Regions from separate parts of the Homo sapiens genome. Here region 1 is linked to region 2. A link is a loop called in an ENCODE intact Hi-C map of the cell type or tissue named here. Cell type or tissue: heart left ventricle. All regions are shown on one strand. Region 1 overlaps CENPU (centromere protein U). Region 2 has its middle 12 kb from the start of LINC02427.

Evidence for each region. A loop is a pair of places that touch in the nucleus more often than their neighbours do. Peaks named below come from ENCODE experiments on the same cell type or tissue, not always from the same donor. Only the 100,000 strongest peaks of a DNase experiment are listed, where the experiment ranks them.
Region 1: it touches region 2 in a loop (2.5-fold over the local background); 17 of 110 quality-filtered maps call a loop at or near these places.

What each region holds. Positions count from the first base shown.
Region 1 is chr4:184,723,698-184,726,197 of GRCh38, forward strand. CENPU (centromere protein U) reads right to left here. Exons shown (of 13, transcript NM_024629.4): 4 at 1,260-1,365. Among named protein-coding and RNA genes, the nearest start is that of CENPU, 9.1 kb to the right of the region's middle. In heart left ventricle, no CTCF peak of the experiment used is centred here; no DNase peak of the experiment used is centred here.
Region 2 is chr4:184,548,039-184,550,538 of GRCh38, forward strand. No RefSeq gene overlaps it. Among named protein-coding and RNA genes, the nearest start is that of LINC02427, 12 kb to the left of the region's middle. In heart left ventricle, no CTCF peak of the experiment used is centred here; a DNase peak (open chromatin) is centred at 1,213; H3K4me3 peaks cover 709 bases.

The sequences.
Region 1 (2,500 bases), 180 kb after region 2:
CTGGACATGGTGGCACGTGCCTGTAGTCCAAGCTACTCGGGAGGGTGAGGCAGGAGAATTGCTTGAACCTGGGAGGCGGAGGTTACAGTGAGCCAAGATTGCGCCACTGCACTCCAGCCTGGTGACAGAGCGAGACTCCATCTCAAAAAAAAAAAAAAAAAAAAAAAAATAAGCTGGAGTCTCCAAAATAACCAAGTACTATAAAACTTCCCTAGTGTAGACAATCTCAAAATGACTTCTCAGATTTCTGCCCAGCTGGGATATTTGTTTTAAAACTGCAGTTTTGGCCGGGTGCAGTGGCTGACGCCTGTAATCCCAGCACTTTGGGAGGCCGAGGTGGGCAGATCACGAGATCAGGAGATCGAGACCAGCCTGGGTAACATGGTGAAACCCCGTCTCTACTAAAAATACAAAAAAAATCAGCTGGGCATGGTGGCGGGCGCCTGTAGTCCCAGCCACTCGGGAGGCTGAGGCAGGAGAATGGCGTGAACCCGGGAGGTGGAGCTTGCAGTGAGCCCAGATTGAGCCACTGCACTCCAGCGTGGGCAACAGAGCAAGACTCCATCTCAAAAAAACAAACAAACAAACAACCAAACAAAAATACACTGCACTTTTGATACTTGCTAAATACATTTAGTAACTAGAACTGACCTGTTACCCAACAGAGGTCCCTAAGTCAAAGAGCTGCTCTAGATAATTTTAAATGAGTACTACAGTTATCGAAGAGTTCTGCATTATATAACTTGCTCCCAAGTTTTCTCTATGAAATCATTTTTATAGAGATTTTCTGGACCTATAGCTTCACATAAATCTCAAAGACTCAAACCAATGCACTTCAGGGACAGTGCATCTGAAACAGCCTTTTTATTGCTTTGTAATTATCACCTACCATATACAAGGAAACATCTCATTTGTGATAATTATAGAGAATTTGTAAATGAAAGAGACCTCCCAAAAATCACCTAACATTCTATGCTTGTAAAATCTTTCCCTCCTTTCTTATTTGACTCAAAGCTAAACTATCTTCCCAGGCATGATTTCTAGGATAATCAGGTGTGAATTCTGTCAGTTATCACAGCTATTATAATTATCGTGTCAATTATTAATAAAGTTTTTATGCCTCAGTTCTCTTGAGAAAAAGCATAACAAGTTGGCTCAAAGGATCTTGAAATGCTTTTGTTTTATTAGCTTCTATCTTAAAGAGTTTCTCAGAAATCCCATTAACCATGAATAAACAATTGCTTGAAATACACCAGTACCTTCTTTTTGCTTCTTTTCCTGGAGGAGTTGAAGAGAGAGACAGTCCACAATGTTTGGAGAATTCTTCTTCATCAGCATATATAGCTGTGCTATGTAAAGGAGGATCTTTCAAAAGACAAAAAAGAAGCACAACTTTAAAAGTCTGGCTATTTGGGCAGTACTGTAGTTTATTCCCTTACAATGGAGTACAAAACAATCTTTGTTCAACTAACAAAATCAAAATCAATTACACAGGCCACTTCCCAAATGTTTTTGATCTCACACCTCAACAATAAAAATTGTAAACCCTATCACCAATAAATACATGAATATTTATGAATAATAAACCTTTATTACTGCACTTACATGGAATTATTTTTGGTTTCTGAAACAGGGCCTCACTCTGCCGCCCAGCCTGGAGTGCAGTAGTGCGATCTCAGCTCACTGCAGCCTGAAGCACCTGGGCTCAAGCGATCTTCCTGCCTCAGCCTCCCAAATAGCTGGGACTACAGGCACATGCCACCATGCCCAGCTAATTTTTTAATTATCTGTAGAGACAGGGTCTCACTATGTTGCCCAGGTTGGGGAAATTTTAATGAAATAAAAATATAAATCGGAAGTCCAACATTTTCTTTCCTCATCCCTGTCAGGCGTCATACACTCTGCATGAGAGACCACTGCATTAAACTATAAACTCAACAGGCCTAGAGAGGTCACCTCACAAAGTACCCTGCATATAGTGGGCCCTCAGTATTTTTGAATGAAAAGCCCTTTGGGGAGATTCCAGGCCTCCCTTACTTCCTCTCTGCTTTACTCTGGGATGCCAGAGCCTTTAGATAACATAAAAAGATACCTTGAATGAGGAAGAAGATAAAAGAGAAGGAGAGCAAATGAACTTGGTGGAAAGGCACAGAAAGGAGATGCTAAGAGGAGAAAGATGCTCCTAGCGGGTGCTCAGGAAAGAGGAGTAACAGGAGAGACCCAGGACTTAACGCAGGGGTAGAGAGCTTGGAGAAGAAGAGGTGGCCAGTGGTGACAGAGCTGAACTGCTGTAAGGGGGCCTGGTAAGAGCCAAGCAACCATTTCTTCATGCTCAAAGTTTAGCATGACAGTGCAAACTTCAACATTTTTTCAACTAAACAGCTGCTTAAATAATGAACATATCAACTGCACAATTTTTAAGTTAGTAGTATACTTTGTATTGCCCTCCACGAGGCAAAGGGATTTATTTACTCTATTGCTGTGAATAACAAGGGGGGAA
Region 2 (2,500 bases):
TTTTGAGACGGAGTCTGGCTCTGTCTCCCAGGCTGGAGTGCAGTGGCGCCATCTCGGCTCACTGCAAGCTCCGCCTCCCGGGTTCACGCCATTCTCCTGCCTCAGCCTCCCGAGTAGCTGGGACTACAGGCGCCCGCCACCACGCCCGGCTAATTTTTTGTATTTTTAGTAGAGACGGGGTTTCACCGTGTTAGCCAGGATGGTCTCGATCTCCTGACCTCATGATCCGCCCGCCTCGGCCTCCCAAAGTGCTGGGATTACAGGCGTGAGCCACCGCGCCCGGCCCCAAAACAAATAATTTTAAAAGAAACAAAAATTTAAAAAACAACTAACAACCAGGAATAACCCTCTCCTTTGAGAACCCCAATACCACCTCACAATACACATAATCATGAGAATCTGTATTAAGGGTTTCTCACCCTTAATACAGGAAGTTGCCATACAAAAGGAAGTATGCAGACGTCGCTCTGTGTCTCTTAAAGTTCCAACGTTTCCTTACTCATAAATGACAAAGAGTGCTCTTCAGATTGACACATCAGGTTGCAGCTCTTCTCTGCTTGAAATCCCTCTGTAGCTTTTCAAGGTAGTGTCCCCTCCTTCGAAGGGAACAGCAGCTCCTTTGTGACCAGGATCCAGCACACGTTTCGTCTCCTATTTGTACTCTCCGGCTCTTGTGTGCTGGTCTTCTCCCTCCAGCTCCAGGGAATGATGTGCGTTTTCCTGGCATTTGCCTTCTGCCTCTTTCCTGGATCCGGGCTGTTTCCACTTCCTCCCCTCCCCACTCCCACGCCCCTGCCCATCACCTACTCATCCTGCAAGTCTGACCTGAAGCCCTGCCTCTTGTGCAAGATCTCCGGACCCTCAGCAGAGACCTCCCTCCATGCTCCTGTTGCAGGACTTTCCCTTAGTTCAGCTGCAAGATCTCCGGACCCTCAGCAGACCTCCTTCCCTGTTCCTGTTACAGGACTTTCCCTTAGTTCAGCCAACCACGGGGTCCTTGTCCGTCCCACGGCCACGAAAATGTAGGCTTGCAGACGGTTTGAAGGGTGAGTAAAGCAGGGTTTTATTGGGTGAAAAGGAAAAAAGGGAGGAAAAGGGACCCTCTGCGAAGCCAGAGTCCCTGCTGGTGCCCTTCCTGTCTGCCAATTTGAATCCTAGATTCCACCCAGAAAGAGGTGGGGCCGGGCTCCTCCCCAGTGCGAAGGGCGTGAACTTGCCGAGGGTCCACCCCGGTGCACAGGCCGGTTGGAGATTGCTGTCTCACTCCCATTGTACATAGTCATTACCTCTCATTGTTTCTATTTTTTCCCTCTGAGAGAGGTGAGCCTCTTAAATGCAGGAGTGATTTTATCTTTTTGTCTTCCCAGTGCATGGCACATAGTTGATTTTTTGTTTTTTTTTTTCCTGAGACAGGGTCCAGCTCTGTCGCCCAGGCTGGAGTGCAGTGGCGCAATCTCGGTTCACTGCAGCCTTCACCTCTAGGCTCAAGTGATCCTCCCACCTCAGCCTCCCAAGTAGCTGGGACTAGAGGCATGCACCACCGCACTTGGCTAATTTTTGTATTTTTAGTAGAGATGGGCTTTCGCCATGTTGCTCAGGCTGGTCTCGAACTCCTGAGCTTGAGTGATCCACCTGTCTCAGACTCCAAAAGTGCTGAGATTACAGATGTGAGCCACCGCACCCAGCCAAAAACACAAATAAGTGTATTAATAGTGTGAGGCATTGCAAAATATTGCTGAGAATACAGTTCACTAGTATCATCATCATAGAGCACAAAACAAATTCTGATATTATTAAGAATATCAGCCAGGTGCAGTGGCTCACGCCTGTAATCCCAGTACTTTGGGAGGCTGAGGCAAGCAGATCACCATGTTGAGAGAGAGACCATCCTGGCCAACATGGTGAAACCCCGTCTCCACTAAAAATACAAAAATTAGCTGGGTGTGGTGGCACACACCTGTAATTCCAGCTACTCGGGAGGCTGAGGCAAGAGGATTACAGCCAGGCATGGTGGCTCACACCTGTAATCACAACACTTTGGGAGGCTGAGGCAGGCAAATCACGAGGTCAGGAGTTCGAGACCAGCCTGGCCAACATGGTGAAACTCTGTCTCTACTAAAAATACACAAATTAAATGGGTGTGGTGGCGGGCGCCTGTAATCCCAGCTACTTGGGAGGCTGAGCAAGGGGAACCATTTGAGCCCAGGAGGTGGAGGTTGCATTGAGCCGAGGTGACAGGGTGAGACTCCATCTCCAAAAAAAAAAAAAAAAAAAGAATATCGTAGCTCTAACACATACATAGAAAACTCATTCTATTAGAAATTAAATTATACTAATATTATTGACAATCACTTTTATAGCTGTCATTGTAAACTCAAAGACAAGAAATAAATTCATCACGAGAAAACATAAAACAAGTACTTAGCCTTATTGTTGAGTTGCCTTTTACTGAATGGTACCTCAGTTCTTGGGATAAAGTTTGAAACAGCAACTGGAAGGA